Regions from separate parts of the Homo sapiens genome. Here region 2 is linked to region 1. A link is a contact called in ENCODE Hi-C or POLR2A ChIA-PET data. All regions are on one chromosome and are shown on one strand. Each heading gives the region's core, a stretch centred on a gene start or an enhancer-like site at or near the end of the contact. The rest is flanking DNA. Distances are from core to core; before and after follow the strand shown.

Region 1 (4,888 bases), core at 1,128-3,627:
TGGGTGAGTGATACATAATGTATGTAGGTTTATTACACTATTTTATCTTCTTTTGCATGTGCTTTAAATTTTCCATAATAAAAACATTTACATTAATTAGTTAATATCAGAAGAATCTATCAGAAAAAGAAGGGGGGCTATCAGAGTACACACTCTCTGTTAGGAATATCATTGTGAAATTTCATGTCTCCCAAGATACAGAAAAGATTCTTAAGCCTTCCAGAGAAGGAAAAAATAGTTTACCTACAAATAGGAATCAGACTAGCATCAGGCTTTTCATGAACAATAATGGATGCTTGGAGCCAATGAAGCAAGACCATTAAACTCCTAAAGAAAAATTCTCCTAAACTTAAAAGTATCTACCCTGTCAAAATATCTATCAAATATGAGAATAAAGTTTCCAAGAACTCAGGAAATTTGGTTTTCATTCTCCCTTTGTGGGACATTGTTTGAGGATGATTGAAGCAAATGAAGAATAAACAAAAAAGAGGCAAATGTGATTTCAAGAAGAAAAAATGTATTAAAGTCCAAGCAATAAGTAGAACTGGCAGGGAAATGACAGAAAAGATATGTTTCTTCTGTCAACAAGAAAGACATAAACAAAAGTAACTGTGTAAAGCACAAAAAATGTTCATCTTCACAACTAAACAAAAATACATGTTTAAATTCTTATTTAAATCTTTTTGTCTATCAAATTATTACACAAGTGTTTATAATATCTGGTGAAGTTAAGATTTGGTGAAATAAAAAATTGTGTATTGTTGGTGGGGTAGGAAGAATAATGGCCCCCAGAGTTATCCATGTCCTAATCCCCAGAACCTGAGAATATGTTACCTTGCATGGCAATAGGGACTCTGCTGATGGGATTAAGCGTAAGGCCCCTAAAATAGGAAGATTATCGTTGGTTATCTGAGTGGTCCTGTCTAATCCCATGAGCCCTTAAAAACGTAGAACCTTTCCCGCTGGGTCAGAGAGATACAACAACCAAAAGCAACAGAATGAGTCTGAAAATGGCAGCATGAGAAGGATTCAATACCCTATTACTGGTTCTGAGATGTAGGCGCCATCTGCAAGGACCAGAGAGCGGCGTGGGGGAGCTACGGACAGCCCCAACTAACAGCCAACAAGGAAACAGGAGCCTCAGTCCCACAACCCCATGGAACTCCATGCTGCCACCTGAATCAGCGAAAAAAAAAAAAAACGGATTCTTCCTTCCCTAGAGCCTATGGGAAGAAACTCAGCCCTGACAACAACCTGATTTTAGCCTGATGGGACCTGTACCAGACTTCTGACCTGCAAAAATATAAGATAATTAAGTTTGTGTAGTTTAAACCACTAAGTTTGTGGTAATTTGTTATGGCAGCAATAAAAAAAAACTAAGACAACTGGCAAAAGTATAAATTAGTAAAATTCCCTAGCAATGCAAAAAAAAACAGTAATCAGAGCTTTAAGAATATTTATATTCTTTGACCAAATAATTCTATGTCTGGGAATCCATACTCAGGAAATACTTATAAATATGGAAAGCCTCTTATTAAAAAATATTTGTCACAGCATTATTTATATTATCAAAAAGCTGGAAGAAAAAAATTAATGTTCAACACTAAGTAAAAGGTTAACAAATCCACCTGAATAAACATGATTCAGCAAATAAAAAGTAGACTTATAAATATTAATTACACAATATGAGGAAATGTTTTTGCTATACTGTTAACTATTTAAACACTTTTTTTTTTTTTTTTTGAGACAGAGTTTCGCTTTTGTTGCCCAGGCTGGAGTGCAATGGCGCGATCTCAGCTCACCGCAACCTCCGCCTCCCGGGTTCAAGTGATTCTCCTGCCTCAGCCTCCCGAGTAGCTGGGATTACAGGCATGTGCCACCACCCCGGCTAATTTTGTATTTTTAGTAGAGACGGGGTTTCTCCATGTTGGTCAGGCTGGTCTTGAACTGCCGACCTCAGGTGATCTGCCCCCCTCTGCCTCCCAAAGTGCTGGGATTACAGGCGTGAGCCACCGCGCCCGGCTATTTATGCACTCTTTAAGGTACATAGAAAAGAAATACCTAAGAGAAAAATACACAGAAACAATAGCAGCTGCATTCGAAAAGAGGTCATTTTAAATATGCTATTTCTCTGCATTTCCAAGTTTCTATTAATGAACCTGGGTGCCCTTCATCTGCTGGTAGGACACAGAGGATCGAGGTATGGATGATGTCAGCATTTCTCAGACGGTCAAGCAGGTGGGCTTTTACTCAACCCTGTGTAACTTGGACCTGGGCTAAACATTCTCCTAAGGCTGAGGCGCTAATACCTGAGCATTTGAAAATACTGCCCTCTACTGCACAGAAATAGCCTTGCGGGAAAGGCTACAAAAAACAGTTAAACATGCCCAGCCGGGACAAGGCCCCCAGGAAGGCAGCCGACTCACAGAAACTAGCCTATAATACACTCAGAAAATAAGTGAAAAATCAAGCTATAAAACCCGGCTTAAGCAAATACATTCTGCTCCATGGCTTCAGATATTAGCTCATCATTACCCTCAACTTATGCTTATGCAAGCCCCCCTGACAGCAGGGCAGATTAGGGTAGGACAGGCAGTGGGGCTGAGGGCTGCTGCCACATTCCAGAGGATTCCAGACAGCTCCAGAAACAAGACCCTGGAGTATCATTTTTGGAAGCCCAACCAAATTTGGTTACGAGGATAGAAGAGTGAGACAAAAATAGCTTGCTACTAATAAACGTTAACCAAAGAGTACTATGGGCCTTTAATTTGATCACTATTTGGATATTCTTGTCTCTGATTAAGAATACGCCAATAAGCAAAGCAGTTAGTCTTACAACTTTGTTATGCAGGGGTAGGGCTCTCAACTTCCACCTGCAACCCAAGACAGGAACCGTAGGTTGTGGTTTTCTGCTTCTCACCCCCTGGAAGCAAGTTATCAAGAGCACCATTTCATTGCCCAACAGCTCTGTAAATGGGACCGGATAGAATTTAGTGTCCTCAGGCCCTTTGCTCTACTGAGGCTGTCTGAGCAGTGCCAAATTCAGCCTGCCAAATGCACTGCCCTTCAGTATGTTACGAGAATATAATAAAGGGAAGGGAAAGAATGTGAGAAAAACTTTTCCACTGAAACAATTACACTCACCTAAGTATAGCCCAACTCTACTTTCAAATGTTGATTCATTATTCCCAGAACTGCTCTTTGCCATCCCCTGCAAACACAACCCCCCCATATACAAACACACACATACAAACATACACTTTCCTATAAATAAAGAGGAAATATACCCTAAGTCCAAGAACAATAATTGGCTTTGGGCTGGTGTTGCATAAGCTTATTGTGATTCTTCTTAATTCGCACTAGCTTGAGCATGACCCTGGCGACAGCCATCTGGCCCTGATCACCATCTGGCACTCTCTCTCTTTGTGCTTTTGACCCTTCCTCCTCGGATACCACAGGCTGAGCCGTCTCATACCAATGGGCCCTTTTCCCAAACTGCTAATTGTGAAATTCACTAAAAATATTTGCTCTCTCTTCATTCATAGTTATTTTCCATTGCTCCTCAATTCTGATAGCTTAAAAATTATAAACCCAACTATTTTATACCTTTACTCTTTCAAAAGCCATGGTTGGTATGTATAGCATTTTTCAGAATGTTGTTGGGATTAGAAGGTGTGGTGGGTAGCAGCATAGCATAGTATTAATTGCAACAATGGTAGTATTTTGCCATTACTTTCAATGGCAAAAACCACAATTACTTTTGCACCAGCCTAATAATTCAAAGCAGGGATCTCAGAGCCAGACAGACCTGGATTTTAATCCTCACTCACCATCCGCTAGTTATGAAGTCTTGAATAAGTTATTTAAACTCTCTCTTTAATCAATTAATTATTTTAAAATATATTTTCAAACTTCAAAATGCATATACTTTTTTCTTTTTAATTGAGGCATAACATTAAAAACAAATTTTAAGTGTTCAGCCTAATTTTTAGAAATGTATCTGTTGCCACAGCTGATAAAAATACAGATATATCCAGCACTCAGGAGGCTCCCTTGTGGTTCTCCCTCAATAGATACCCCTTCCATAGAACTTGACTCTTCTAGCCTTTTCCATCATAGATTAGTTTTGCCAATTCTTGATCATATATATGGAATAATGAAATGGATACTCTTTTGTGCCTGGCTTTTCTTCCAATATTATTGCTAGGCAAGATGCAAATTTTTTTTTCAAGATGGAGTCTCACTCTTACCCAGGCTGGAGTGCAGTGCCGCAATCTCTGCTCACTGCAACCTCCACTTCCCAGGTTCAAGTGATTCTCCTGCCTCAGCCTCTCGAGTAGCTGGAATTACAGGCATGCACCACCATGCCTGGCTAATTTTTTTGTATTTTTAGTAAAGATGGGGTTTCGCCATGTTGGCCAGACTGGTCTCGAACTCCTGACCTCAGGTAATCCACCAGCCTCGGCCTCCCAAAGTGCTGGGATTACAGGCGTGAACCACCGCACCTGGCTGCCAAATTTATATTTAACTTTTAAGGGACTGCCAAACTTCTTTTCAACATGGCTATGCCATTTTATCTTGGCACCAACAATCTGTGAGAGTTCTGTATCCTGGTCAACGCCTTGTATGATCAGTCCTTTTAATTCTACACATTTTAATAGATGTGTCAGGGTACCTCATCATCATGGTTTGCATTTCCATTTCCCTAATGACGTTTAGCATCTTTTTGTGTGCTCATTTGCTATCAGCTTACCTTCTTTATTGAAGTACCTATACAAATCTTCTATTTTTTTTTTTTTTTAATTTATTTATTTGAGACAGAGTCTCATTCTGTAGCCCAGGCTGGAGTGCAGTGGCACGATCTCAGCTCACTGCAACCTCTGCCTCC
Region 2 (4,888 bases), core at 668-3,167, 210 kb before region 1:
CTAAGGGTGATTACAAACCATCCATAGCAAGTGTTAAAGACAGCATCTTTATCAACCATTTTAATACAATTTTTATTTTCTCAAGCAGTTTGCAAGTTCCTCATGGGCATATACAATGCCATGAGTAAGTTTAATCATCACAGCTAGGGGCAAACAGCAAACGTTTTCTGCATGAATAAATGAATGAATTCATTGTTCATTAGCCAGTCAGTCTGAGAACATAACTAATGTAAAAAGGAGCATTCAGTGTAATTAAGTGTTTATTTGGCTTTGCGATTTTTTTTTCCTTGAACAAATTAGGACTTTAGAAAGAAGAATGGAGGACATACAAATAGAGGCCAGGAAGGAGAAAGTAGGAAAAGTAGGATACCTGAGGATACAGGAGGTCAAAGGAAGACAGGTCTTCAGAAGAAAGCCTTCAAAGGAAGCAAACAGGACTGTGTATTAAAAAGATGATAACCATGACCTGCCACTGAATATATCCTCTCTGTCTCCCTGTAATTGTCACAAGGTGACAAATGGCTCAAGAATGCTCTAAAGCTCACTCTGAAACATGTCCTTAAGCAGCTGTGCCTGTAAGCACAGAGCCAAACACCTTCACTGTGTATCTTCCTTCACTGAGAAAAAATAAGCCTTACCTTATTTTTATGTACATTCAGAGAGAGAGAGAGAGAGAGAGAGAATGCCCATGTTGTGAACTGTACAATTTGGTAGTTATGAGTACAGAAGCTAGAGCTAGACTGGGTACATTTGAATCCTGACTCTATCGCTCACTAGCTCTGTACCTTGGGCAAGATAACTAATCCCTTTATCTTATCTGTAAAATGAGGATAATAATGGTGCCTAGCCTACAGCATGAAAATTACATGAAAAAAATATATAATGCACTTAGAACGGTGCCTGGAAATTGGTTAGTACTATTTAGTTGTTTAATATAATTTTATAACAAGAATCTATCTTGATCGTGTGCACTGTTTCGGCACTGGTGGGTGGAAGACAGTCTGGGGGTTGTTTAGGAGCATGAGAAGGGAAGTGGTGATTCACTGGATGTGGCAGAGGTGTCCTCAAGCACCTAAACATCAATTTTGATTAACAGGAAATGTAAGTAAATATGCTAAACACTGAGTCATTTTAATTGAAACTTTTAATCTAGTACTAGCATCTACCATAAATTCAGATTTCAAAAGCAGCAAAATGGATTGGTTAATGTCTATAGCCACTTTTTTTTTATGCCCTGCACTGGCAATGCAAATAAGTAAAACAGCCAGAAGCAGAAAGGGCCTACAAGATGAGCCACTGAAGGGTCTGTATGTTCTTTCCATATTCAACAGGTAAATGATTCTTCCCTCCAATGCTTAGTCATTGGAGGGAAGCTGTAAGGGGTGCAACATCCAATGAAGCTCTGCCAGTCCTTGTTCTACTTGTTAATTAAACCTAATTGAGAGAAGCTCTACATCATGAAACAACTGGAAACCGATACATGACCACGTGAGTTAGGACCCCAGGCTCTGAGCCGAGTTGGGGATGGTCGGCTGCTCTCTCCCGCCGCACCTGGAGGATTACTAGGATCCATCTGAAGGCAGAGCTCAGGTCCCTGGAGCCACGCCTGATTCAACTGCAAATTCCCTGAGCTCCCCGAGCTGGGCGCTGTTGGGAGGTGGCTGGTGGCGAGCCAAATGCGTCTCTGCCCAGCTAGGGGATGCAGTCACGGGGCGTCAGAGTTGTGAGTTCCCCACCCAGTCCGGTGGGGTCCACGGGGAGGCGTTCACCTGCTCACTCCGTAACCAAAACCACCTTCCTCATCATCAGCGTGATAAGCACGAAAACCGAGCACGCAAGCAACAGAGACCACAGCAGTTTCCCAGTTTATTTCTATCCGAGACTGACCCAGCGGCTCCACCCACGGCTCAGCCGTCGCCCCCTAGTACCGCACCGGAGCACCCAGGGATGCCAGCCTCCCGGGCCCAGCCCAGCGCCGCCCGCGCCAGTCCCGCCCGGCGGCCGCAGTGAGGGGGCCTCTGCTGGCCGCGAGGCGCGTGGGGACAGAGCCCACCACCTGTCGTCCTAGACTCCACACCGGTCCACAGCGTTCCCCCATCCCTTTCGCACATCTTCCACCACAGGCTGGAGCTGCTTCACAGTGTTTTGCTAGAGGCTAAAATTTTCTATAATTATTCCATTTGTTCTTTCGCCTCATTTTAAATGCAAAAATCGAGGCACTGGCGACAAGAGCAAGGCTCCGTCTCAAAAAAAAAAAAAAAAAAAAAGAATCGAGGCACTGTGTCATTTTTTATGTTCACATTCCAGTCATTCATCTCCTTTTCTTTCCCTCCTTTGCCATTACATTCCTAATTGCAGTCACCTATTAAAAGCAAAACAAAAAACTCTTCATGTCTTAGTTTCTTTGTTTACAGGCTGAAGCAGAAAATAACCTGGATTTTGATAAGGAATTGTATGTACTATCACAATATGTATTTTTATGGTGTAGAAAAGGTCATCCACTTCAACTGCCTCTACTTAAAACCGAACCCTCTATAAAAGATTTCAGTCGATTTCTCTCTCCCTTTTTTTCTACTTCTCAGAACCATCTTTCCAAACACCCACCATGGAGGAGGTGGCAACTTCCAAGGAGGAGGCCTGGAGACAGAACTAAATCTAAACCAACCACTTACTACCTAGAGACTTTTTTTTCTTTCTGAATAATAATTGAAAATAAAATATGTAAACTAAAAATTCAGTACAAGAAAAATGCAGTGAAAAGCCCATGTAGTATTCCTCTTGGCTACTTTGCCTTTACAGTGCAACTGTCACTGTCACAAAGCCCAAGTCTCTGATAGGGTCTTTCAGAGATTCTGTGTGTATGTATGTATATGTGTTGTGTGTATGTGTGTATAATACAAATGAAAACAAAAATCTATAAAGTTTACAGCATCTTGTTTTTATGCACTTAATCCACAATCCATATATATCACTTCATTTTTAAAACTTCACTCTTTTTAGTAATTGTATTTATTTTAATATTTTTTATTACATTTTATGAATATGACATAATTATCCAGTACCCCAGAGGCTAGAGGAATATGTTTCAGTTCTTTCTACTCTTTTGCTGTTACAGGAAAAAAAAAATGCTGCAATGAATTGTTCTTGTGCAGATCTAAAATCCTTTACCCACAATTCTAAAGTCCAAACAGCTAAGAAAATTTAGTCTTTTCAAATTTTTGGCACACTCGTTTGGCAGCTGAACTATAGCTGTACTGATGTGAGGCTATTTATCATCTTTACTTCTACTACTTAATGTGAATTCATGTATCTTTTTTGCTAACATATAGCTAGGTTTGATTGCAGGTTGTTATCCCAGGTCCCAGTAGAATTATTGCAAAACATACTGTATTGTATGCACCAACTTACCTTTCTAAACTCCAAGCAATTTTAAATTCTAAAGCACGGTTAGTACACATTTTGCATAAGTGATGGCAGTCCTGTATAAATATCTTTAGGTATATTAATGAGTTGTATCTTTAGGATAAATTTCAAAATGTAGAATTATTAAAGGTATATGCATTTAAAATTTTGGTATTGTCAAATTGCTTTTCAAAGGAATTAACAATTTACATCACAAACAATATGAAATGAAAGTGCCTGTTCTTTCACACCCTGAACAAAACTTTTTGGTGTTTGATAATATGATAAGCAAAAAGGTGATAACTCATGTGCTTTTAATTTGATTTCATTTTACTATGGGTGAGATTAAAATTTACTATTGATTTGTGCACATTATTTAAATAGTGGGTTAATTATCCAATTGGCTTCTATGTTACAAATATTTTCCCAGCTTATTTGAATTTTGATTTTTATTTGTGATAATTTATTGTACAGGAAATTTTAATTATTTTGTAATCATATTTATTCATCATTGATACATATGGAATTTATTTGGGTGTAAGGAATTGTATTAGTCTTCTATTGCTGCTGTAACAAATTGTCACAAATTTAGCAGCTTAAAACAATACACATTTTATTATCTGAGATCTGTGGGTCAGAAGCCTGGCATAGCCTGACTGATTTCTGTGCTCAGGGTCCCACTAGGCTAAATAAAAGCCAGGCAGGCTCTGGGTCAAATCAGCTTCCAAGTTCACTTAGGCCCTTTGTAGAAACCAGTTCCTTGCTTGGTAGGTCCACAGTCCCACTTTCTTGCAGTTTATAAACTTTGCAGGGATGGAAGACAGAGGGAGGGATCCTCAGCTTTTAGAGGTCACCCACTATCCCGTCAGGTAGCCCTTTCTGCAGAAGGTAGTTTGCTCTTTCAGGGTCCACAGGAGAGCACTACTATAGCTGCAGATCTGACTTAACTTCTGCTCCTTCTCTACAGCTTTTAAGGGCTCATGTGGCCCACCTGAATAATCCAGGATAATCTCCCTATTTTAATAACAACTGTGCCACATAACAATGCAATCATGAGAGTAACTGGGCAAAGGTCATGGGGGACATTTTAAATTCTGCCTACTACAGCAGTGATAGAAGGCTCCAACTTTTTTTTTCCCGGTTACTAGCCACTTGTCCCAAAATTATTTGGAATAAATCACTGATACTACCAATTTGTTTGGTTGTCTGACATTTAGATTTCTGGATAATTCAGAAGTGTTCATGATTTGAGAGGAACTCAGCCCCTACCCTTCTCCCACTCCAACTCCTTCCAAGACAAGAGATCAGTATTTGACAACTCTAACTCTGAAAATAAGAATAGTCTTATTCCAGGGCCAGACCCAAAGGCTCAATGTGAAAGTTCCTGGACTCAGAGGTGTCACGTAAGGAAAGAAAGTGAGTGGAAACTTGGGAGTGTGGCTGTCCCATGAAGAGCTCACCCTCTGGAAAACAGAAAAGGGTCCTA

The links. Hi-C counts contacts between places; a loop is a spot of excess contacts on that map. ChIA-PET counts read pairs that join two places held with the same protein, here RNA polymerase II (POLR2A). Pooled maps may share reads with other maps.
Region 2: a map of A673 shows a loop between it and region 1 (2.5-fold over the local background). The contact joins two enhancer-like sites. A Hi-C loop is called at or near these places in 1 of 168 maps with a recorded cell type or tissue (A673) and 3 of 50 pooled maps. POLR2A ChIA-PET finds 5 or more read pairs at or near these places in 5 of 52 experiments (GM12878, HEK293, K562 and 2 more).

Annotation. Positions count from the first base shown.
Region 1 is chr1:162,611,305-162,616,192 of GRCh38, reverse strand. No RefSeq gene overlaps it. Among named protein-coding and RNA genes, the nearest start is that of DDR2, 19 kb to the left of the region's middle. Within about 2 kb of position 2,377, at least 12 of the 41 ENCODE cell types and tissues checked have a DNase peak (open chromatin) inside an H3K27ac peak, as active enhancers do.
Region 2 is chr1:162,819,605-162,824,492 of GRCh38, reverse strand. No RefSeq gene overlaps it. Among named protein-coding and RNA genes, the nearest start is that of HSD17B7, 31 kb to the right of the region's middle. RefSeq lists an enhancer at 1,303-1,908. Within about 2 kb of position 1,917, at least 2 of the 41 ENCODE cell types and tissues checked have a DNase peak (open chromatin) inside an H3K27ac peak, as active enhancers do.